Linked DNA regions of Mus musculus: region 1 is linked to region 2. Evidence: chromatin loops called from intact Hi-C (ENCODE). Cell type or tissue: heart. All regions are shown on one strand. Each heading gives the region's core, and the rest is flanking DNA. Links, peaks and the distances in the headings are about the cores only. Region 1 overlaps Syne1 (spectrin repeat containing, nuclear envelope 1). Region 2 holds the start of Vip (vasoactive intestinal polypeptide).

The links. Hi-C counts contacts between places; a loop is a spot of excess contacts. Peaks named below come from ENCODE experiments on the same cell type or tissue, not always from the same donor. Only the 100,000 strongest peaks of a DNase experiment are listed, where the experiment ranks them.
Region 1: it touches region 2 in a loop (14-fold over the local background); 6 of 42 quality-filtered maps call a loop at or near these places.

What each region holds. Positions count from the first base shown.
Region 1 is chr10:5,310,538-5,323,552 of GRCm38, reverse strand. It overlaps Syne1 (spectrin repeat containing, nuclear envelope 1), which reads left to right. Exons shown (of 146, transcript NM_001347711.1): 41 at 793-972; 42 at 5,060-5,210; 43 at 5,579-5,737; 44 at 7,446-7,628; 45 at 11,764-11,865. Among named protein-coding and RNA genes, the nearest start is that of Gm51757, 9.8 kb to the left of the region's middle. In heart, for the core only: no CTCF peak of the experiment used is centred there; no DNase peak of the experiment used is centred there.
Region 2 is chr10:5,630,622-5,643,636 of GRCm38, reverse strand. It overlaps Vip (vasoactive intestinal polypeptide), which reads right to left and starts at 4,419. Exons shown (of 7, transcript NM_011702.3): 1 at 4,267-4,419; 2 at 2,903-3,019; 3 at 1,043-1,168; 4 at 10-114. The coding sequence starts at 3,009. In heart, for the core only: CTCF peaks have their summits at 6,119 and 9,075 (motif pointing right); no DNase peak of the experiment used is centred there.

The DNA.
Region 1 (13,015 bases), core at 1,747-9,746, 320 kb after region 2:
TCCAGAGCCCTGTTGGCTTCTCTGGTCCATTACAAAGCATTTCTGGGCTTACCCAATCTTGGCTATATGAAAATCTCCCTGTACTTCCGTAAGCACTTCGTACCTACGTTTGCAAGGTGTGGAGAATGGAAACCTCTGCCCAAGCCACTTTGGGAAACAGTGGGCGAGGGCATAGAGTACACGCGTACACGTGTGCCCTCTACAACACAGCGTCAGGATGCATGAATTCTGGCCACATATTATACATGCACAGATGCATATATTAGGGGATGTAAAATCAGGATTGCTTTTTCATAGTAATGTTTTATTAAAGGGGGTAATTTGGTTTTTTCATAAAGCTTTGGTAGAGCCCTGTTGATTTTAAATGAAACAACTGTGGTGCTAAAGTGTGTAACACACACACACACACACACACACACACACACACACACATCCCAGAGCTTAGAAAGATTTTTCTATGATAATGCAGAAAGAAAAAAAAAAAAAAGAATTCAACTACATAGCATTAGCCTTCTTTGAAAACTCCTGTACTCCAAAGAAGACAAGATAAAATTTCAGTGAGAGGTTAAAACAAAGTAAGGGTGATTTTCAATATCTTCTGAGATACAGTCATTTTATGAAATGACTTTGAAAAACCTCTTTGTCACTTGATACATATTAGTTTGATTGTCGTGTCGGAAGTTCCCCTGGTGGTGTGAATGTGTGCCTTCTGATCTCATGGAGCTAGAGGAGGAAGTACTGGTCCACGGCAGCTTCAGGATATTGCCACTAAAGCTGCCTTTCACTTGACAGGTTGAGAGTGTTCAACCAGCTGGAGGATGAGCTAAACTCGCATGAGCACGAGCTCTGCTGGCTGAAAGACAAAGCAAAACAGATTGCCCAGAAGGACGTTGCATTTGCACCTGAAGTGGATAGGGAGATAAATGGCTTAGAGGCAACCTGGGACGACACTAGAAGACAAATTCATGAAAAGTGAGTTGGAAGCCTCTTGATTCTGCTTTCAAAGTTTCCTCCTCAATTTATGCTGCTGCTGCGAATTGCCTGTTGCTTTCTTAACGTGTGATCAACAGCCAGATGGCTTTTTTTGTTTGTTTGTTTTTTAAATCACCATAGGTGTAGGTGTTCCAGCTCCTGCTAGGAACATCAAAACTTTCAGTTCTTCAGAAATGTGTTAAAGTTCTTCTCTTACTATGGCCAACACGTGTGAAGTTAATGTTTAAAACAAATTATCAAAACAAGAGTGCCTAAAAGCGATTATTACCAGCCACTGCAAGATGCTGCTATTAGAATTTTAAACTTTACTTCTTTTGTTATATTACTGGTAATTGAGTTCATTATATTTTAATTTCTTTTTTTTTCCTGTACAGTGCATCCTGTATTCCACAGTTTATATTCAAACCAGGCCTGTGTCCAGAAAACTTAGGACACTTCATTCTTTTTTTTTATTTTTTATTTTAATTTATTTTTTATTAGATGTTTTCTTTATATACATTTAAAATGCTATCCCGAAAGTTCCCTATACCCTCCCTCTGCCCTGCTCCCCTCCCCACCCACTCCCACTTCTTGGCCCTGGCATTCCCCTGTACTGGGCATATAAAGTTTGCAATACCAAGGGGCCTCTCTTCCCAGTGATGGCCAACTAGGCTATCTTCTGCTACATATGCAGCTAGAGATACGAGCTCTGGGGGTACTGGTTAGTTCATATTGTTGTTCCACCTATAGGATTGCAGACCCCTTTAGCTCCTTGGATGCTTTCTTTAGCTTCTCCATTGGGGGCCCTGTGTTCCATCTTATAGATGACTGTGAGCATCCGATTCTGTATTTGCCAGGCACTGGCATAGCCTCACAAGAGACAGCTATAGCAGGGTCCCTTCAGCAAAATTTTTCTGGCATATGCAATAGTGTCTGGGTTTGGTGGCTGATTATGGGATGGATCCTCGAGTGGGGTAGTCTCTGGATAGTCCATCCTTTCATCTTAGCTCCAAACTTTGTCTCTGTAACTCCTTTTATGGATATTTTGTTCCCTATTCTAAGGAGGAATGAAGTATCCACCCATTGGTCTTCCCTCTTCTTGACTTTCTTGTGTTTTGCAAATTGTATTGTGGGTGTTCTATGTTTCTGGGCTAATATCCACTTATCAGTGAGTGCATATGTAATGACTTCTTTTGTGATTGTGTTACCTCACTAAAGATGATATCTTCCAGATACATCCATTTGTCCAAGAATTTCATAAATCCATTGTTTTTAATAGCTGACTAGTACTCCATTGTGTAAATGTACCACATTTTCTGTATCCATTCTTCTGTTGAGGGAAATCTGGGTTCTTTCCAGCTTCTGGTTATTATAAATAAGGCTGCTATAAACATAGTGGAGCATGTGTTCTTATTACCAGTTGGGACTTCTTCTGGGTATATGCCCAGGAGTAGTATTATGTCCAATTTTCTGAGGAACCTCCAGACTGACTTCCAGAGTGGTTGTACAAGCTTGCAATCCCACCAGCAATGGAGGAGTGTTCCTCTTTCTCCACATCCTCGCCAGCATCTGCTGTCACCTGAATTTTTGATCTTAGCCATTCTGACTGGTGTGAGGTGGAATCTCAGGGTTGTTTTGATTTGCATTTCCCTGATGATTAAGGATCTTGAACACTTTTTTCAGGTGCTTCTCAGCCATTCAGTATTCCTCAGGTGAGAATTCTTTGTTTAGCTCTGAACCCCATTATTTTCATGGGGTTATTTGAATTTCTGGAGTCCAGCCTCTTGAGCTCTTTGTATATATTGTATATTAGTCCCCTATCAGATAAAGGATTCGTAAAGATCCTTTCCCAATCTGTTTGTGGCCTTTTTGTCCCTATGGAATTCTCTGGCAAATGCATTTGGTGGACTCAGCTATTGAGTTTCATAGTGTCACTTCTAACAATAGAAATCCCCCTCATGTCTCATCCCTCATCGCTCTGTCTCTGTCTCTATCTGTCTCTGTCTGTCTCTGTCTGTCTGTCTTTCTCTCCCTCTCTTTCTCTCTTTCTCTGTCTCTCTCTCTCAAATGCCAGGAACTGTCCTTGCAACCCTTGGTCCACTTTACATCTGTCCTTTCATCTCTTTCCCTACATCATGTGTGAATAGTTCAGTTTTTAAATATGCAGCTGCAAATTCCATTGGCTATACCACAGACAATATAGTCACTTGTTGATGGTCACATGATGCATTTCCAGTGTAAATCATCACATCTTGAATATCTATGGGTGTCTCATTCTTGGTTGTTTTAACCTAAGTGAAGCTGCTTGGTGAGCATATGCTTAAGAAACTGACAAGGAATTTCAACAAAGTATCCACACCAGGCAGGAGATCTCCAGGACATATGCGTAGTTTTCTATTCTTACTACTGTGATTGATTGATTGATTGATTGATTTGTCACCTCTTACAGACACATAGAGGTTGTTCGGGTTTTTAACTTGTATTTGCCTGGTGGTTAATGAATATATATATGTATACATACATACATATATATTCTTTAATGAAATACTTACTGAAATTGGTTAGTTTTTTGTTTCGTTTAGTTTGCTTTGAGACAGAGTTTCTCTATGTAGTCCTGGCTGTCCTGGAACTCCATCCACAGACCAGGCTGGCCTCAAACTCACAGATATCCCCCTGTCTCTGCCTCCAGAGGGTTGACACTAAGGGGTGTACTACTACCTCTCAGAAATTGGCTAGTTTTTTAAATTGTTGTTGTTGAGGGTTTTCTTATAACTGTGCAATCCCAAACAGAATCTCTACTTAATTTTATATGGAATTGATGATTCTAAATTTTATATGTTAAAAAAAATAGCCTAAAGTAGTCAGTAATTTTGTGAAAAGGTAGATCTGGGAAGATAGCTCAGTGGGAAGAGTGTTGTGTATCCAAGTATGAAGACCTGAATCAAAAGTACCAGGCCAGCACCCACAGAAAACAGAGGGTGCGTGTAGGTCTGCAGTCAGCACCCACAGAAAACAGAGGGTGTGTGGGGGTCTGCAGTCAGCACCCACAGAAAACAGAGGGTGCGTGTAGGTCTGCAGTCAGCACCCACAGAAAACAGAGGGTGCGTGTAGGTCTGCAGTCAGCACCCACAGAAAACAGAGGGTGTGTGGGGGTCTGCAGTCAGCACCCACAGAAAACAGAGGGTGTGTGGGGGTCTGCAGTCAGCTCCCACAGAAAACAGAAGGTCTGTCTGTCTGTAATCTCAGCACTGGGAGGGGAAGCAGGGAGATTACCGAAGCTTGCTTGACAGCCAGATTCATTGAAATGGCAATCTCTGGGTTCAGTGACAAAGTCTGATCTGAAAAACAGTGCAGAGATGGATTGGGAGAGTATGTGGTGCTGGCATCTGGCCTTCACAGGCCTGCACATATATATGTGCGCATACACATACAAACAGGAACACATAGCTATCTTCTTCTTTTTTAATTTTTAAAATGGAACTGTAAGACTTCCCTTACCCGGATCACCAACTGTTTAAGCTCAAGAATAATTAAATAGAGCAGGAGAGCCAATAAGACAAAAAGATAAGTCACTTACTCACAGTCACTGCACTTTTGACAATGTTGCAAAGCACCTCAGTGGAGAGGTTCTCTTCCATGAAGGATGCTGGGATATCTGGACACTCATTTGCACACATTTAAAGAAGGGACCCTCAGACCTCATCACATCACACACAAAGGCCTTTGAAACAAAATTGGGAATGGCTTGTATCATGACTTTTTAACAGGTTTTTAACTTAACCACGTCACCAAATATTGTTTGGTTTTATCTGTTATTGGTTTCTTTCACCCCACCTTATGACAGAGAGAGAGGAGCATGAAAAAACATTTTAAAATTTGAAATATTTAGGTGACTCATGTAAGACTGAGTTGGAGAGCAGACTGGATTTAAATTAAGCAGTATTAACTAACAGGAGTATGGCGTCCATGGTTGGTATCCACACCTGTTTCTGAACACATTTGTGCTATGATATATTAGGTCTAATCCAAGGAAACTCACTCCTATCCAGGTGCTTGAGAAGTGAGATATTTTCTTTAATCATTACAGCCAGGGCCAGTGCTGTGGACTCATTGACTTAGTAAGAGAATATCAGAGCTTGAAGTCAACAGTGTGTAACGTTCTGGAAGATGCAAGCAATGTCGTTGTGATGAGAGCTACCATAAAGGACCAGGGGGACCTTAAGTGGGCGTTTTCCAAGGTAAAATTTATGTAATGGTCTAGTGTGTTTGCTCACATGTTTGCTCTTCTGCACAGTAGTTCCTGCTTCTACATTTAGATGCAGATAATTCCTGTTAACAGTTCAACTTTTTTTAAATATGAATATCCTAAAATTGTTTTAATTCAAGAAAATGATACATACATATACATATGCCTTTGTATGTGTATATGTAAAGGTGTGTTATATGCACATATACATCATATGCATATGCATACATATATATGTGTGTATGCATATACAATTATTCATTTCTGCCTAAAGCCAAACAAATTACGTCTTAGAGGCAAATGTTTTTAAATCCTTATCACTAACTGTTTCACTAATTAAGGAAACATTTTTGTCCGCAGCATGAAACTTCCAGGAATGAAATGAATTCTAAACAGAAAGAGTTGGATAGTTTTACCAGCAAAGGTAAACACTTGTTATCTGAGCTGAAAAAAATCCACAGCGGCGATTTCAGCCTGGTCAAGACAGACATGGAGAGCACCCTGGACAAGTGGCTGGATGTAAGAGCGCCCCCTGGTGTCCGTGAGTGGCTTGCACACAGGTTCCTCAGTCAAACCCGTAGAGGATTAACCAAAGAACAGAACTCCACTTGGACTTTTTAGAATCAACTCCAAAGTGAGGAAAAGTCATGTTCACATAGCAGTTGGAGGTAGTAAGAAGCTACATGAGTTAGTCTGACAAAACCTACAGATTTCTGGAGTTCCATTTAATAACTGTAAGCATGACAAATTCAACGTAGAATGTTTCCCTTCTCAAAATGCTGGAGTTATGGATAAAAATTGGATAATTTATTCATAACTGATAGAAAACTAAATCACAATAAATAGCGATTTGCAGTATCGAGGCTGTAGCTTTGCAACAAAGAGCATCGGTCTCGTAGTTTGAAGGCATGGCTTTTGGTTTTGACACCAGCATTCATCAGCCTCATGGCCAGTTGCTATTTTTTTTAATATCAAAGATAATGTGGAAATCTAATTAATGCCCGTCCATATATTACAGCATTATAAATAAAACTACATATAGTTGTAATGACATTTTTGAGAATTCTGGAATTTTGTCTTAAAAACAAACAGAAACATTATAAGAATGTGCTTTGGTTTTAACACCAGGTATGAGATATGGGGCAGCTTCTGACTGTCTTCGGCAGCTGACTGTGATTTGCCTCATGCTCTAGCAGAGGCGTGGTTTTGCCAGCTGCAGATAGTTTCTAGGATTGTGTGACATTTGGAATTCTGGGAACTTTTCAGAGGGTGTAAAAATGCTAGGGCCCTGAGAGTCAGGGTTGGTTACACTTTGATGGTAGTCGTGGTTGAAGAAGAAATACAAAGGAAAGAAATTAGATTCAGGGATCTCTTCACTTTTGTCTCTCACCTCAATCTTCCTTTTTCTTTCCTATCTAGTGTAAGGGAGGTTGAGAGGGTGGAAAAAGAGGAGAGAAGGGTGCAAGAAAGAGCTACAAAGTAGCAAAGATCAGCTACATAGAGTGGGGCTTTGAAAATCAGTACAGGGCTGGGGGGATGGCCCAAGAGTCTTGGCTGCTCTTGAGGAAGGCCCAGATTTGATCCCTAGCAACCACACAGCAGCTCACAGCTGTCTGTAACCTTAGACCCAGGGGATCTGATCCCATGTTCTGACCTCTGCAGGCACTATACATGTGTGATCATACACATACAGGCAGGCAAAACACCCAGACACATAAAATAAGTTTAAAAAAAAAAAAAGAAAGAAAATAGATATAATGTCACCCTGCAGAGCCCTAGAGCCCTAGTTCCCATAGACTCTTTTTTTTTGGGGGGGGGGGGTTCAAGACAGGGTTTCTCTGTGTAGCCCTGGCTGTCCTGGAACTCACTTTGTAGACCAGGCTGGCCTCGAACTCAGAAATCTGCCTGCCTCTGCCTCGCAAGTGCTGGGATTAAAGGTGTGCGCCACTACCGCCCAGCTCCCATAGACTTATGTAGTGCATGTGACGTGTCTGTGCATTCTGAAGTACCCTTGCAAATGAAAAGTGAATGTCTCAGAATGCAAACAACCCTGTCGTCAATGGATACAGTCTATGTGATAGCATTCAAGGCAAACGAATTAATGTACAATAATTATTTTAAAATGTCGTCTGTCAAAATATAATTCATCTTATCAAGAAAGCATTTGTAGGGGACTGGGGGTCCGGAAACCTCAGATTGATGACCTGGCTCCTATTTTCTTTCCCAGGTTTCAGAAAGAATTGAGGAAAACATGGACATGCTGAGAGTGAGCCTGTCCATCTGGGATGATGTCCTTTCAAGGAAAGATGAGATCGAAGGATGGTCCAACAGCTCTCTCCCAAAGCTGGCAGAAAACATCAGCAACCTAAACAACAGTCTCAGAGCTGAAGAGCTCCTGAAAGAACTGGAGGTAACTGACTACGTGTCCATGTAGTGGCTGGGACATATCATTTCACAGAATGAGGAAAAATGGGTATTTCTAGGTCCATTCCGCTTTTTAAAAATTTATTAATTTTAATTTTTTAAAATGTATTTATTGACTCACTTTACATCCGGATAACAGCCCTCCCCCCAGTCTCCCCTCACATGGCTTACCCCCTGCCCATATCCCCTTCTCCCATGGGAAGGCGGAGTCCTTCTGGGTTATCACCCTATCCTGACATACTAAGTCACTGCAGGACTAGGTGAATTCTCTCACTGAGGCAGTTCAGTTAGAGGAACAGGATCTACTATCATGCAGTAGATTCAGGGCCAGCTTCCATTCCCTTTATGTTGGGGAACCCACATAAAGACCAAGCTGTTCATCTGCTACATATGTGTGTGTGTGTGGGGGGGGGGTGGTCCAGACCATAATTTCTCTTTTGTTAGTGGTTCAGTCTCTGGGAACCCTCAAGGGTCCAGGTTAGGTGATTCTGTTGGTTTTCTTGTGGCGTCCCTATTCCCTTCCCATTCTACTTTCCAAAGACACAAATAAGACAAAAGTCACCTTACTTCCGCTGTTGATCTAAAACACCAATAAGGCTCTAGTTCATTCATTTTAAAAATGGTTTCTTACTTGGGACTGGTATTAGTGACCTTTCTGTTGCTGTGATTAAATATGCAGACAGAAATCATCTTGGAGGGAAAGGGCTTATTTAGGCTCATGGTTCCAAGAATACGGTCCATCATAGCAGAGGCAGCATAGTGGCAGGAGGTGGGAGGTGAGCCAACCACACTTCTTGTTTACACAGCAACTAGACAGAGAAACCTGAAAGCATGACTAGAGTATAAACCAACCCCACTAAGGTATTTCCTCTGACAAGGCATCCTCATAAAGCTCCCATGTCCTTTCCAAACAGTGCCACCAAATGGTCACCAAGTCTTCCAATGTGTAAACTTGGGAGGACATTTTTCATTCAACATGTACCAAGGAACTTCAAACATTAGAAAAAAAAAAGTCCATAAACTGTCCAGTTATTCTGATAATATGGTACCTTCCTTTGTGAAACCCAAATAGAAAATGATTGTAACTTTTTGTGCATAGTGTTCTTCATTCAGAAAAAAAAAACACACACACACATCTTTTACTGAGAACTTACATTGTGCCATGGTTATGTTTGGCACCATGTTATCCTCTATTTATGGAAATAGGGGAAAGCCACAATTGCCTGACCTTTTAAAATTGACCTGGCTTATTTATTTTAAACAATTTTCAACCCCATGTATTGCATTGGTTTTGAAATTTATTCATGGCTAGTGTTTTGGTGATCTGATACACACTGAGTCAGCTGGGAAGAGAGACCCTCAAATGAGGAATTGCTTCCACCAGATTGGCATCTGCAGCATCTCTTGATTGATGATTTAGGTAGAAGGAGCTACACCTGCACTGGTGGCTCTGTATGAGCAGGCTGTGGGGAGCAAGCCAGTGAGCATCCTTCATCCATGCTTCTTGCCTCTTCTGCTTGCGTTCCTGCCTTGACTTCCCTCAGTGATGGACTCTGACATAGGAGCATAAGCTAAATAAGTCCTTTCCTCTCCATGTTGCTTTTGGTCATGGTGTTTATGACAGGTAAAGTATTTGCTGAGGCCCTGATCTTAAATCCTCAGACCTCTCATAAAGGCCTGTGAATATGTTGGTCTGCCTATAATCTTATCTCCAAGAATCAGTGGCTGGCTGGGGAACCTGAGAGCATGCTGGCTAGTCAGACTGGCCAGATCAATAAACTCTAGGTGTAAGTGCGAGACCCTGCCTCTCTATATAAGATGGAGAACAACTGAGCAAAATACTCATTGTTGACCTCTGGCCTTTATACACAGGTACATAGATCTGCACATATGCCCTTGCACATACACATGTGAATACATAGTTGCTATTGCTGATGGTAAAATTAATTTTACAGCTCATATAGTGATCTGTACTGGAATCATGTGGCAGGCTCATAAAAAGTAATTGTTAGGAATTGCATATGTCAACATTAAACACAATCATTTTTTAAAAGAAATTGTGAGTTGGCTTGCCGCTAAAAAGCATTGGCTGCTCTTCCAGAGAACCTGGGTTCAATTTCCATTATCCACATGGTGGCCTACAATTTTCTGTAACAGTTCCAGGGGAACTGATCCCCCTCTTCTGGCCTCTACAGGAACCATACACGCTCATGGTGTGCAGACAGACCTATATGCAGACAAAAACCCATACCATAAAATATAATAATAATAATAATAATAATAATAATAATAATAAGCAACCCAGTTGAATGGCTGGGACCATGCTTAGTGGTAAGAGTGAACCTTGCTCTTGCAGAGACCTAAGATCAATTCCCAGCACCCATGTTGGTAAGTTCACAGCAATGTGTACCTCCAGGAGGATGCAATGCTTCTGACCCCCACAGGCACCTGCAATTATGTGCACTTACACAAATATAAACATAAGCACATATGCACACACAGCACATGTTTGTGCACACAACACAAACACATATGTATAGACATACACACAATTTTAAAGGTAAATTAAATATTTTTAAAAAATGAATTGTATGACCTGGAGCTATGGCTCCATGGCTAAGAGTACCTGCTGCTCTTATAGAGGACCTGGGTTCAATCCCCAGCACCAACATAACACCTCACAAACATTTGTGCCTGCAGTTCCTGGGGACCGAGTACTTTCTCTCTAGCCTGAATGGGCACTAGACATGCATACATCTCACACACATACAGCAGGCAAAACACACAAATATATTTCTAAGAGCATAACTGTAAATAAGCTTACACTTCAATAAATTCTATTGAAAACAAAATTAATGAACGGTTGAAATTTATCATCTTTGCCAGGTGTGATGGTGGACCAAGCCGATAATCACAGCCCTTGGGAGGCTGAGACAGAGAGATGGTTACAAATTTGAGGCTAGCTTAGCCACATAGCAAGACCATGTCTCAAAGACATCATAGTTTATTAATACTTATCATGCATGCACTAAGCCTTTGGATTTGTGGTGTCTGTTACATCTGCAGCAGACACTGGGCATGCCATGAAATGCTGTGTGCCTTCCTTCTCCACAGAGACAGTGACATCATGATTAGGGCCTGCCGCAGTGGTATATACTGAAGCATGGTTTTTAGTAGGACAGGAAGTCACCAAATCAGCCTTTTTTGACAACTGCAGAAAATACTGCCTGTGTCCTTCAAGCCCTTCAGTGTGGTTAGGTTGAGTCTCTCTGAAAGGACCATGTGACATGCCAGGTAGTAAATCAGTATGCTGGAACCAACCCAGTACGTAACCCTGTCCTTCCTACTGCTGGGCCTTTCTTCTCACCATACTTGAAATGAGTGTAGCCGAGCAGAGGAGTTCTCTAACTGCCTGGCTGTTTCTGTAAAAGAACACCAGGCCTGGCAGTGAGTCGCTTTCTGAGCTCAGGACATTGGAAACTGTGTTCACAAAGCAGTAAGGTCTGTTTTTCAAGCTGATGGGGCTCTTTTATTAAATATTCTTTTGCAACTCAAAACTATCAGTTTATGTGTATCTTTGCTCAGTAATGATTCTTGGTTTGGGATCCTTCCGGACATTAACTATTGGTGCAAAGAATGGGAGGGAACATATCAGATGTCAAAATTATTTTTCCTTCAAGGTTCTGTAAATATTAATCTGAAGTGTGTCTTCTGGGTACTGCTAACGGAACCTTTATAGCTGGGCAGTCCTGATGTGTATTAGCATGCTTCTGTAAGACTTCAATGTTGCCATAGTAACTGATAATAATACTGCTAATGAAGAAATAACAGCCTAGTGGACATCCTGACTGACTCAACACTTTTGGTCAGTGTTTCATTTTTTCCAGGGGATTTTTTTCCAATAAAAGAGGGTGGGAAGAAAGAAATTCCCACCCCACATACCCCTCTTATTCAGAGTGAACATAAATGGTAACATTTTCCACACTTGTGAAAAAGTAGAAGCTTTTCTGAAGACTGCTTGACGCTGGCATCCTGGCCGCTCTTAGTACAAGAGGCCAAGCATAGCTGGCTGCTGGTCTTTGGATTAATGATGCCTTTCGCCTGTGTCTTTGCTTCCATAGTCTGAAGTTAAAATCAAAGCCTTAAAATTGGAAGATCTACATTCCAAAATCAACAATCTTAAAGAACTAACGAAAAATCCAGAAACACCAACAGAACTTCAGGTGAGTGTGAATTCAGATGACTTTTCTAATAAATACCACATGACAGCCGATCACTTACATCCTTGCTCCCAAAATATAGAATGTGTGTGGATTGTGTGTGTGTGTGTGTGCGTGCGTGCGTTTGTGTGTTTCTATATCATCATAATTCCTGGCAAACATGGGTTTCTTTTTTCTCATATCCAGGGAAATAAGCATTAACATCAGTAGAATTCAGAGTGCCAATATTTATGGCACATTTACAATTCAAGCATTATAATGTTATTATAAGAGTAGTTTTCCCTTTTGAATTTTGGGTGCAGTATCAACTTGATTGTTTCTTGGTACATTTCGTGCTTAGACAAGAACAGAACCCTGCCTCTTAATACATATGTGATCTTACTAATAATGTGTTAATTCATTTAGTAACTGGGCCTGGGGACAGGGCAAGGACTAATGTCCCTTAATAGCCCCGTAGATGGTCCCAGTCCCAAGACTACCAAGGCAGGGCAGGGGGAAGCTGGGTTGGCCAGGGAACCTAGGCTACTCTAATGTCTGAGCTCTGGATGAACCCAATGTTGTAAGGCTTACCACTTCGGCCGACAGCCTCACTAACTTCTAGCTGACACCTCTGGGGTGCCTTTGCCTATTTTTATTTATTTATTAGTTATGTTCATGGATTTGTTCTCTCTTCTTGTACCATTGTCTTTGACTTTCTCTTTAACTGACAGGCCATGCTTGGCCATGATCTCAGGCACGTATGGGAATGTTGGACATTTTATCCGAAGCAAAGGAAATGCCATTCCTATTCATGGTTGGAATAAAAAGGGATGATGACTTCTGTCCCATGTATTTGGACCTTCGGCTATTGCAGAGGGAGGATTTAGCAAGGATTTGGGGTGTGAGCTACTATTGTTCTGCATCTCTCCTTCTCTTTCTCTCCACTTGCCCCACCCCTGCCCCAAGAAGGTCAGGTGATATCTCTTAATTGTCCTCAAGTATAAGGAAAAGAATTTCTGTGACACCACTTAGAGGGCAGCCTCATTTGTCCCTTGCAGCTGGCAGCCACCAGCCTCTGGTTTCTAAACCCTGCCAGGCAGGCTGGCTGACTTCTGATGTATCTGCCAAAGAGTAAAGGCTTGTGTGGTTGGCCAGCATCTCAGCCGCAGTTGTG
Region 2 (13,015 bases), core at 1,816-9,815:
ACTCTTTACCTGATTCGTTTGCCAATGAGTGACTCAAGGTATTTTTTGGCAGAAATCTGACCCAGAAGTCTGCTGTAATCGCTGGTGAAAACTCCATCAGCATGCCTGGCATTTCTAAAGCAAGGGAGCAAAGACAGTGATTTCCCGGTAACAGTTTCTTGTAGAGACATCCTAGCTTTTCAATGGCAAAAAAATCTGCTCATGAAAATTTAAGCATAAAAGGAGATCCCTAATGCGATAGCAAAAGGGATCTCTAGTCACCTGGAGCACGATGTAAGCTGTATGTCTCTAGCCCCACACCTTGAAAAAAATGGGCCGGTTTAGATATATACTTTATTTTTGTTCCATGGTAGGATATTTCAAATTAATTTTTCTAATCAATATTGAACTAAAATTCATTTATAGTTTCTACATATCTGGGTAGCTTTTATGTTGCCTTAAATAAAATATATGTGCAATGAAAAAATGTGTTAATTGGTCAAACTCACCAGTATTCTATATCTTTTGTTACTCTTTTCTATCAAAGTAATGTGTGTGTGGGGGGGGGGGTGGAGAACAAGTCTGTCACAATAGAGAAGATCTTATGTCTATTAGTGTACTTTGTAAGTACATGGGAAACCTTTTATACTTGGTCTTCAGTGTGACATCTTTGGTCTGTCCTGCAACACTACTCTAGACAAGCAGTTGCAGGAGTGGACAGCACTGTTGGATCCCTTGACTCTTATCATGGGGGCTCTTTCCTTTGTAACTGTTCCCTCATGGAATGCTAAGTGCTTAAATTTTATCTGGGCTTTGTGTAATAATCTGAGCATGATGCTCAAAAGAGCATAAATAAAGATAAATAACATGTTTAGACATATAGATAAATTATATTTTTATCCTGCTTTTTTACCACCTATCCATATGGATAGCTGAAAGAGTTGCTAGAGATATTAACCAGACTGAGAAGTGTCATTAAAAAGCTATCCCTTTAAAAGATAAAACTAGAATATTTAGTCTTTCAGCTATGTTTCCTAAGTAAGATAAACAAGAGTGAACTTACCTTGACACATCATAATAGGGTGTGCCATTTTCTGCTAAGGGATTCTGCAAGATGTCAGAGTCTGCTTTTAAAGAGACTTGGTCAGGGTCACCTGCTCCTTCAAACGGCATCCTGTCATCCAGCCTACTAAGGAAAGAAAAATTCCACTAGACATGCAATAAAGTTTTTTCTTGAAGGTGGTATTTATGGTCTGGCAACTACTTGAAACCAGAGAACAAACAATTGAAACATATCTGTTTGCAAGATAAGGACAGGAGAATTTGACTCTATGGCTTCCACATTTAATGAGGATATAAGTAGTAATTTTGTGTGAGCTCACAAAAATGATGTCATTCAGCTTGTCCAAGATTTCTAAACCAAACGTAATTTCCACTTAATTCAATTCTAGTGAAGCTATAAGCAAAGAACACTGTCCCGGTGTATGTCATGCTGTCCGTTTGTGAAGCAGCATTAAGAGGTAGAACAATTTATGCAAGATATAAACATACCAAAAGCAAATATTAAACACAAAACCTGATACTTACTCATAGAAGTGGTGGCATTTAGTATCCATTATCCAAATACATGATGGAAGCAGTGTGCAACCTGCTTGTCTTTTTCTAGTCCCCTAATGTGTGTCACAAAGCTTTACATCTCATGGTATATTTCTCTTTATTGATCAACCCAACAGATGTGCACATTTGAGAATGGTTATTCTAATATAGTGAATGTAAGGACTCCCTCTAGATCCTCATGCTGTGTGTATGAGCACAGGCTGATTAGAAACATATGATGCTGTACTGCAAAATAGGAATTTCATTTATGATATATGGCATATAACCTACTTGTTGACGCTTGTGTATTTTTAATGCCACTGCTCTATTAAAAGTGTGTGTGTGTGTGTGTGTGTGTGTGTGTGTGTGTGTGTGTGTGTGTGTGTAATATTGGGGTAAACTTCTAAACGGTTTCAGTTCTAGGGCACTTTGGTATCTCTGGGAGATGATGTAGCAGATAGTAAAAGTGGCCATCCATGGGCCTGATGCTGAACAGACTGTGAATTCCAACATTCCTGTGACTTGTTCATCTGCTGAGATACAGGCGTTGGGACTCTAGTTGTCAAATGATATGGAAGAGGTAGTACGTTATACAATTTCAGGGAGAACATTAGTGCTGAGAGACTACTCACTTTTCTGAACATAAGAACAGGCAAATAGTCAAAGACATGATGATCTACCTTTAGATAATAGTGATCCTGTAGATTAGAAAGCTTAAGTATGAGTTGACTATTAACATAAGTCTATCTTATTTTAGGTTAAGTTGATGCATGTAAAGTATAAACTTTCTTATGTCAAATAGTAAAACTAAGAATTTTTTGGTTCAAATAGAGAATTCTATGAGGATTGTATACATCCTTCCTCATGGTCCTTATTATTGGCAGGGTGATTCTTCCAAGACTGATTTCTGTTCAACAGAATTTCATGTGTATATATCTCATTGACAAAGTACTAATATTATAATCATTTTTATTAAATATAAATTTAAATGAAGTTTTTCTACTGGAAACAGAACAGGCCTGAGATGAAAATAAGAAGTTGTTAGCTTCCTAACACTAGTTTAGAAATGGGATCCATCTGGTACGCAAGACTGGCCACTGATGTTGTATTCTATGTACTGGAGGTGAATTCCAGAGTCCAGAATAAGTTTTTTTTTCCCATTGGAAATGAATTTGCTCAACACTACAACCAAAATATTGAAATAAATAATATGTGATTTGAAATGCAACACTCTCCAAAATAACATGTGGGAAATCTCATTTAGATGCAGAGGAATGCCTGCCTACTTATCTGAATTGAAAGCACACTTTCCCAGAATGAAACTTACCTCACTACAGAAGGTGGTCCAAAGAGAGGCCAGGCCAGCGACTGAGAGAACAGCACACTGAAGAGTATCAGGAATGCCAGGAACTGAGGCTTGCTTCTGGCTTCCATCTCGGTGCCTCTGAAAAGAGAAAGGATGCTGGCTCTCCCAGCCACACTTGGCAACATTTCAGAGGGTCTAGCAACCCCACCAGGGGCTCTTGCCAAGTTGAAAATGGTCATTTCTCTTCAGGAAAGAGTCAGACTTACTGACATAAGATTACTTTGTAAAATAACGCTAGTTTTCTAGCACTGGTTTGGAAATGGAATCCATCCCCAGGATAAAGGCATTTGAACACCGGCTCAGCTCCCTTTTGTCTTTCCCTCTGCGGGCACTCAATTAATTTTAGTGTCTATCCAGGGCCATGCTTCTGTTGTGCTGGAGGCAGATAACTTTAGGCTCTGTGTTTTGATAACAGAGTCGTCATAGCATAATGTCTTTTCTGTTGAAGGAAACAGCCACAAGGAATTTGTTGGGTTCCCCCCTTAAAGCTATAATATCTGATTGATGTAAAACTGGGGTATTACCTAATTAATTTTCCTTCTAGCCAATTGTATTTTAGAGTTTGCATGTTCATAGTACATATATGTATATAAAGTATAGATTTGTATCATTAAGGCAAAAATCTTGTATACATATTACATTGAAATTCTTATTTTCTCTGTATTTGTTATAGAAACCACTGATAAGTTATTTCTTTAAACCAAGGCCCAAGCAAATTTATTCAAGGATAAAACTTAATGCCCTCAGAGTCACTTGGCACTGGAACAAGTTTTTCCAGGAAATCGATTTATATGCCTTTATCTGTAGAGCCCATGCATCCTGCATTCGATCTATTCACATGTCCTATTTGTAAACACTGTCGAGCTAGCACAGAGATCTTCAAGGGTTTTACCTCTTGGTACCTACAAAAGTCATAGCACTTAAAAATTAAATGATAAAGAAAGTGAGTGCTTTCTAGGCTCGATCTGTTTAGAAACAGAAAGAAAAGCTCTTTAAACGCAGATTGAAAACCCCCAAAACAAATGCATCAAGCTGAACACTTTGCTCAAAACCCCCCCCACAAGCAAACTCGTCTTACTTTATTTTTTAAAAGGCAATACTTAATGAAGGATTAAGCAGGACTAAGAATCCTCTAAGCAGATGGGGTCATAAGAGAGAAATTGAGGCATTTCTATCTTTATTCAGTGACTTGTCATGATTATTGTATTTGGCTATTGCAAAAAGACGAACACTGTAAAATTCTTTTTAAGAGAGAAATTTTCACAAACTCCTATTCAAAGTCCCAGTGACAGAGAGGAGAGGAAGAAGTGGAAGATTTTGCTTACCCTTGGCTGTTTCCTTCAGGCAGGGCTGCCTTTCCGGCTTCGTGGCAGCTGTCTAGGGTGCTGAAGTTCTGCTCTAGGGAAGGCTCCACCAGTCTGTTCCCGGTTCCTGGGGAACGGTTGGCTGTAGCTGGCTAGTGCTCTGCTGTCCAAGCTGACCAGCATCTCAAAGTCTCTCATTTTATAGGGCTTGTGCTTCGGGCTGAGCAATCAGAAGGCTCCCCGAAAGACGTCACAGTAGTGATCCCATGGGATGAACAGGTCTTGAAGTTCTTATTAAATTGTCATCATGCCTGATTTATATACATTTATAGCAAACAAGTTCAAGAGAGAGGAAATGAACTCTTTTTTAAAAAAAGAAAAGTACTTAGCTGGATGTGCAATGCTTTAATCTTTACTTAGCTGTGATGAACTAGAAGATGATTATAATGTTATAGACAGGGCCTAGGAGTACCTTAGAAAATAAGGACTTTCTTCAGGAACAAATGCAGAAAACTTGTGTTGTGCTTAGAGTATAATTCCTCGTTTCTACAAAGTGTCAATTGCTTTAATGCCTTTTAAAAAACTTTATGCTGCTTATGCATATCTGAATTAAAGTTTTCTAGAAACCTACTCTAATTTAAAAAGCAGTCATAAATGATTTTGCATCTTTCTATTATTACACTTCTTTTATGTTGAGTCTAATCCTCGGGGAGAGGGGTTCCATTATGTGTCTAAGATGCTATAGTATACACGCTGTTGTGTAAGCCATGGCACTAGCACTCTTCTACACTTTGTTTAAAATATCATAATTCCCACTCCTTCTCTTTGCCCACTATATCAAATATTCCAAAAATAAATAATGATCAGACTGTATACTCCAGGGACTGAATCTCTCTTTCTCTTCAAAGGCATTCTCCTCATTTTATGTCTTTGCATAATGTTGAATCACTTTGTTTGCCCTCAAAACTCACCCTACTTCAGAATCTCCAACTCAGTCGCTTTACATAAATGTGATTTCAAAGGATCAGGGAAAAGACCTTTGTAGAGTACTGTGATGAATGCTTAATTTTTTTTTGTTGATTTTAACCTCAAAGTAGCCTGACATACATTTAATTGGGACTTAATGTCAAAATGCAGCTATCCTAAGAGTGTCATGGAAAACAAAGGCAATGTCCATTCATTTAAAAGTCCTGGTGTGTGTGTGTGTGTGTGTGTGTGTGTGTGTTTTATTACGTATATCCTTAGGGATATATAGCTCTCAATTTTCTTTACTTTATTGTCCTCTAAGATTTTAGTCTCTCTTTGTTGCACTGAGGGCCGGCCAATGCAGTGAGAATTATCTTGCTAGAGCTTAATCATATTTTCTAATCCATTTACAAGAAAAATTAAATGAATTAAATTTCAAAATGTCTGGAATTTTGTTGTCCAGCTGACAGGTCTGACTTAAGCCAGAGTTCCTGTGGCTTAATTCCAGGAAATCTTTTTTTTTTTTTTTAAGCTAGTTGTTACAAACTAGAGGTTAAAATAGTTTTCATATGGATCTTCTTTTTTTATCCTGAGATCATTGTCACCAAAACCCTCGGTGAAACAACTTCATTGAAAAGAAGCACCAGGAAATAAATAGGTTAGGGATCACGAAGAACTCCATCCTGGAGGAGAAGAAGCCGCAAAATCACATCAAGGCTTCTTATCAGTGGTCCAAGGAAGCACGAGGCAATAAGAACAGTTTCTCCCATCATCACGATAAAACAAAATAATAAAGAGAATTTAATTTTATTTTTACCTATCGAGGAAAATAGACTAAATCAAAGAATCAGTTCTTGCTACAGATTTAAACAGGACATAAACTCATAGAATCACAGCACCATCTGCAGTTCAAAGTCGTAACTCTCAGATTTAAAACAAACAAACAAACAAAAAGACCATGTTTCTGTATTTTGTTTGTTTGTTTAAAGAAATAGGGAGAAATCCAGAGATCCATTGACCAGCTAACATAGATTCTTTTTTCTTATGTTTATCATAAGGAAAATGACTATATGAAATTTGTCATGAGTAATCTAGTAAACAAAAAGCCATATTTACTGTTTAGCTCTGCCTCTTCCTTACCTTTCAATACTTCGTCTTTCCACAGTCTCTTCAACTGCTTTCCCTATGCAAGCAAGCCTGCTCAGCACAGCATAGAAAACCTTCACCCAACTCTATAGCAAAGGCAATCTATTCCTGCTCCAAATAAATAAGCGATGTCTGCAGTAGCTCTTCCATCCCTCCCATGTTTACTAAAGGCGATGAGAGTGGAATCCAGTTTCCTGAGGGTCTGTCTTTCCATAAAGGGCCAGCCCTATTTTGAAATTGTCACCAACACTCTTGGTGCTAACTCGTCAGGTAATCACGTAGCTTGTAAAGATATCAGCATCTCCATTCCCACTTATTGTCAAAAGAACCAAAAGCAATGCCGGTGAACTGTAGCTCTGTAAACTAAACGGAGGTCATGTGGAAGTGACTCTGAAGATAAGGCAGAAATCCACGTTCACCTTTATTTTCTTCCTGCAAAGGGCTAAATGAACACATGGTCACTAGGGGGAATGAATGCCTCCCTGTGGCGTATGCCTGTGTCTGTGATACCTATGTCTGTATAATTCACCTGCACGCAACCTCAGCTGGAAGACCTTATATCATTGCCACCCTAGGAGGCAGGAGCAGTGAAGCCTACATGTAGGACCAAGGAGACACACCCAGTTGCCTTTTATATGTAAGTTAAGAGGGACATTTATATCTTTAGAAGATCAAAATCATAAATGTATTTGGGACACATAAAAATTATATAAAATTTAAGCATCCATTTTCCTATTTTGTTGATTGGAACATGGAAATGCTTTGTCATATACATCCATGCTGTGGCTTCTTTTGAACTACAACAAACAGTTTGAAACCTTCAAATCCTGGTGATCCCTCTGATCTTTCATTGAACAAAACTTCTTGGGGCTGGAGAATTAACTCAGCAGTTAAAAAGTTTAGCTCCCAGCACCCACATGGCAAGAATATACTTGAAATTCCTTTTACTTTTTTACTGCATTATTAAGGTGTTTTGACAAACATGTGAGCTAATGTTTTGACATGTGTATGCACTGTTTAAACTTCAAGTCAGGGCAAACCTATAACCTTAAATATTTATTATTCATTTATGGTGAAGATATTCAAGGAGATTTCTTTCTGATGTTGTCTGCCTGGCATTTACCACAGCATGGACACAACTGTAGGTTATTATGTTAAATGACACAGGCAAGGCACCGAAAGACAAGAGGGACATAACCTCACATGAGAGATCTAGAGTTGATGGCATGGAAGTTGATTAGGGCAATTACCAGAGACTGAGGGCTCAGGGGGAGGGAGAGAAGGTTGACCACTGGGTGTTAAGATACAAGTTAGAAAGTTTGGACTTAGAGACATGTCCCAGAAAGGACGGTGGGTTCCCAGCCCATTCATGTCTGCTACTCAGCATCTTGTCCATGTAATCTACGTTTCCATCACAAGCCCCCACAGCACTGGCCCAACCAACTAGAGATTAAAATCCACAGCATCATGAGCCAAAAATAAACCTTCCCTCTGTGTAATTTGATTACCTATGTTTGAAGTTTGAGTAACTAACTAAAGAAATTTGAGTAGCTAATCTTTTTTGCTTATAATTCTTTTAACTTTGACAATTCAAATTTCTTTTCAGAATTCTTCTATTCTTGTTATGCTAGTGATTTGGTGAAAGTAGTGTTACAGTAACAGTTAATTTTCTCTTGAAATTGTGCTGTTAGAAGTAATTTCATGTTCTAACATTTCCTAATGAATGCGGTGGCTCATTTTTATTGTCAACTTGATCCACTAAGAAAGTAGTTGGGGCTTTTCTGAGGCACCGCTTTTAGTATATTTGTGAGCATATTTTGAGGGAGGTTTTACTGAGGAGAGAAAACCCACCCTGCATGTGGGCAACACCATCCCATGACAAAGGTGTGTAAGGTGAGCACCAGCATTTATCTTCTGCTTACTGACTGCAGATGAAATGTGCTCAACCGTCTCGTGATTAGGTTACTATGCTTTCACTCTCATGACGGATGGTGAATCAGAGTAAACCTTAAGTTGATTATTGTTAGGTATTTGGACACAGAGATGAGAAAAGTAGCTAACTTAATTAATCATAAGCAACTGGAAACATGGTGATTTCAGGGGCATGATGGCAAACAACCTCTCCCCTGACTCTAAAACGTCATTACCCATCTTCCTCAGAGATGCCGGGACTCCTACAAAGATTATTCATTTCAGAACCCCCCTGCTTTAAAATTACATGAGAATTTCTGTGCTATGAATTCTGTGCGTCACAGATATGCTGTTAAAGTTGTTTAACAGAAACTTTTCTGAAAGTAGATTTGAGAGAAGAGGAAATGGTAGAGAAATTACAACTTCAGAGAGTTGTAAGATGAGAGAGTTTAAAGAGGGGATAATAATTCAAATAAATATTTCTTATAATTAAAAAGCAAACTTGATTACCTTCACAGTCACTGGTCCTATATTCCCTCCCACTCCAAGCCCACATTCTCAGTAGTCAGTCTTTAACCCAGGGTTCTTCTAGGTTTACTGATGGGTGAAATGAGAAACAGTGATGTCTAGTGGCTGGCTTGAAATTTATGCTATCTACTGATCAGGTGAATGGGCTCTGTACCATTGCACCCATTCTGCACAGCAGAAGAACTGGTGGCATGGCATCTCTATGCCTTGGAAATGGTGAGAATTGAGGGTCAGGGTGAGGACTAGATGGTAGACATCTACACCATCTACTAAGTTTGAGACCGAACAGTAGAGGGCAGCATGGCTTCATTTTGTATCTAGATTCCATAAGACACAGCAAGGCAAGTAGAAACACTCAGTAATACACAGGAAAGGGAGAGAAGGCAAACCAGTATATGGCAGAACTTTAAATCTGAAAATGATTGGATTTGCACATGAATAATAGGAATAATAGGATTACACTTTGTGTGGAAACAGAAGTTTGAACAAATACTTTAATGCTACATAAGCTGTGAATATTTATCCTGCTACTTGGCAGTAGCTAGGAGGAGCCCCCCCCCCCCACCCCCCAGGACTCTAAATCACATGTAGTATCAAACCTAGCTTAAAAGAGACAGAAACCTGGCCACAGAGCTGCATCCTGGGATAGGTTTCCCTTGTCCCTGTGTTCCCAGCCATGTGTTCTGGTCCATCTTGGCAATTCTAGCCAATCTCTAATATTGGCATCAATGTCATCCTTAGACAAATCTTCAAAGCCTTCTGCATAGATGCATGGACAAAGAAAGGCCATTTTAGCTCACAGGAAGCTGTCAGAATGATGAGCAATTGATTTTTGAAGCCTGTGGTTGAAACATAAATAAATGAGAATACCATTCCAGTCCTTGATGTTGCCTGAGTTCCTTTAGAAGAGGAGGCTGGATTCAGTGCTGGTACATATCCAGAGGAAAGGTCAGTGTGCTGTCAGAAGCCCCACACGAGATCATGACTGGGGAACGTGCCAGGCATGAGTCAACTCTAGGCACAGAGACCCAAGGCAAGCATAGCAGCATATTCCCCAGCTCCTGTCGCTTCTCCCTCAGGAAAGATACTCTGAACTTCTAGGAAGCACACCCTGTAGTTATTTGATCAATCCATCTTGTCTTAATCCCCATTCTAATATCCCGTATCTGAATCATTTTATGGCAGCTTTTAGTCTAGGAGACCAATGTCCTCATCCTAACTCAAAAACCCACAGCTTTCAATTAGCGGGGAAAAAAAAAAAACTTAAGATGCTACTGTTTTGAGAAATTATAGCAACTCCGCATCCAAAAAGGGTAGGCATCATTGCACGAGGATTAAATTGGCCGTGGAGTCTGCTAGTGAACAACCCACTGAACAGAGAGCATGCTCTAACAACAGAAATGGTAGGTGCTGTGGGGGAGAGGATATGGCCACATTGCTGCTTGACCACTGGGGTAGTTTTTGTTTTGTTTTGTTTGTTTGTTTGTTTGTTTTGGTTTTGTTGTTGTTGTTGTTGTTTTCCTGCAGCTACCAGAAGATGCTGCCCATTAAATAGAATACTTGAACTCTCGAACTGGCACATGGGAGAGGAATCTTCATTGGAAAATTGTGGTCCCCCTTCCTGCAAAACTGGGCTGCTCTTGAAGATCCCGATAAGGATAAGGAGTTTTCTTGACCCTGGGGGCACTGTAAGTGTTCCATGTAGCTAAGTCACACTTGTTACTGGTGCTCTCCCTTTCTTCTCATGTTTAGAAAGTGGATGAATCTAGTAGCCACATCCTGAAAAAGGAGTGAAATAAGGGGACTCTGACACCTGAGGGATGATGGTCTGCTTCTTTACTGGGTATGCAGCAGAGTGTGCCAGCTATGTAGCCTCAAATTAATAGGAGTCTGGAAAGGAAGGCATAGAGCACAGTTTTAGCCCGAATTGCAAATTGCAAGATAGTTCCAACACTAGAGACTATGTTTAACCTGTGGTTTCCTTTCACGGTTTTCTAGACTTCTAGAAAATTGCTCAGAAATCACTACATATGCTAATGGCAGAATTCATGGTTGCAGTAAAACACTACCTAGATCCTTCTACTGCTTTATAGCTACAGTACCTATGTTTGGAGTATTGGCGGCTTGTCTTGGCATTGTTTAACTCATCTAGGAAATAAGAATCAACTTGTTCAAGGCCAAGCTTCCTTACCCAAGCAGGTGGGGCGATAGGGGGTATGACTCATAACCAACTTCTCTCAGTTTGGGACATCTCTGGAAAGCCTACACAGTTCCAGAATTTCCTATGGCATCAACTGAGGCTTTTATACAAAGTGGTCCTGTTTCTCCTTTACCCAATCTGGTTTTCTTCTCAACCTGAAGGGTTTGTGTATTCATTCCTGTCCAGGTAGCTTTAACTGTCAACTTGACGTAACTTAGAGTGATCTGAGAAGAGAGCTTTGATTGAGAAATTGAGTTGCTCTTAGACCATGCGTACACATCTTTGGGGGGGGGGGGGGGATGAATCGTGATTGTTATGGATTGTCTTGGTTGATGTAGGAGAGCTTGGTCCACAATCTCATCTCTCTCTGCTTCCTTACAGTGGACACAAGGTGACAAGGCACCGACCATTCTGAGAGCTACGCTTTCTCAGCCATGATGGATATTCTCAAACGGTGAGCCAAAACGTACCCATCCTCCCTTCAGTTGCATTTGCTGGGAATTTAGCCACAGATGTGAGAAAAGTCACGAGCATTCATCCTCACCACCATTGCTCAGAAGTGGAATGCCTTAAAGAGACACAAAGGCTGTTACATTAGGAATTTCAATGGTGTCTCGCTTTCATTCTGCTTCTCCGGGAGCAAGGAGTCGAAAGGAGGAAACTGCATCTTGCAGGCAGGATGTTGGCTCAGCTCCTCTGTCGCTGTGAGGTGAGTGACTACAGATGTTGGTCCACAGTGAACATTGATGGGCCCACGTGAGGGACATCGCTGACTGCTGATTCGAGGCAGGCAGAGGCGACAAAGAAAGCTCCCATGATCCAAGTCAGATAACCAGGTTTCCACTTCACCATCTGGCAGGGAGGCAACTCCGTCTGTTTTTGTACAAAGGCAAATTATAATGGACAAAAATATTAAGATCTGCAAAGGGTTATTATAATAGTAAGGTAGGCACTCTTGCAGTCTTAAAAATAAGGAGGATGGTCCATGCTGATACAGATGACTGAAAACATGAAGGTAAATTTCATTTAGGAATTATAGCAATTTTGGTGGACTGCAATTTAAAAAATGAAAACTATAAACTATTTAGTCTTCAGGTTCATTTAGAAAAATATGATATATATATATAATATATGATATATATTATATATAACATATATAATATATATATAAAATATATGTCAAAATACTTTATTTATCCCATGTTTGACTCAGAAATTTTATTTCCAAAAATTTAGACTAATTTATGAGCCTAATTAATTGCAAATCTAGATAATTGTGAAGCAAATTTAATTTCCTATATAAAGTAACAACTTTGTAGCAGAATATGGAAAACGTCTAAGCCACGGAGTTAGCTCAAATTAAAAAGGTCACTTGGCACTTGATCCAGGGAGTAGGTGGCTTAACTTAAGATTGTCACCTCTCTACTTCTTCAAGTCCAGCCCTCCAGTCTCACCCACAGCTTTGTAGCAGACTATCTACTGGGGCCTTTCCTTCCTTTTTGCTCCAGTCTCCAGTGAATCACACAGATTTCCCCCTCCTCACATACCCCACCCCTCCTCCATTGCTCTAGCATTGAAACAGAACATCTCCTACATGGCAAAGGGCATGATCATTCAGATAAAGTGGCAGTTTACAGAATGGAAAAAGATTTTTACCAAATCCATATCTGATTGAGGGCTAATATACAAAATATATAAAGAGCACAAAAATGTGGACATCAAGAAAACAAATGAGCCAATTAAAATTATGTACATATAAACAGAGAATTCTCCAAAGAGGAAACTCAAATGACAGAAAAATCTCAGACGTGTTTAACATTGTTAGCCACCAGGGAAATGCAAATCAAACTGACTTCAAGATTTCTTCTTACAACTGTCAGAATGGCTAAAATCAATAAAACAAATGACAGCTCACGCTGGTAGGGATGTTGAGTAAGGAAACACTCATCCCTCGCTGGTGGCAATGAAAACTTACACAAGCACTATGGAAATGGTGTGGCGGTTTCTCAGAAAGATGTC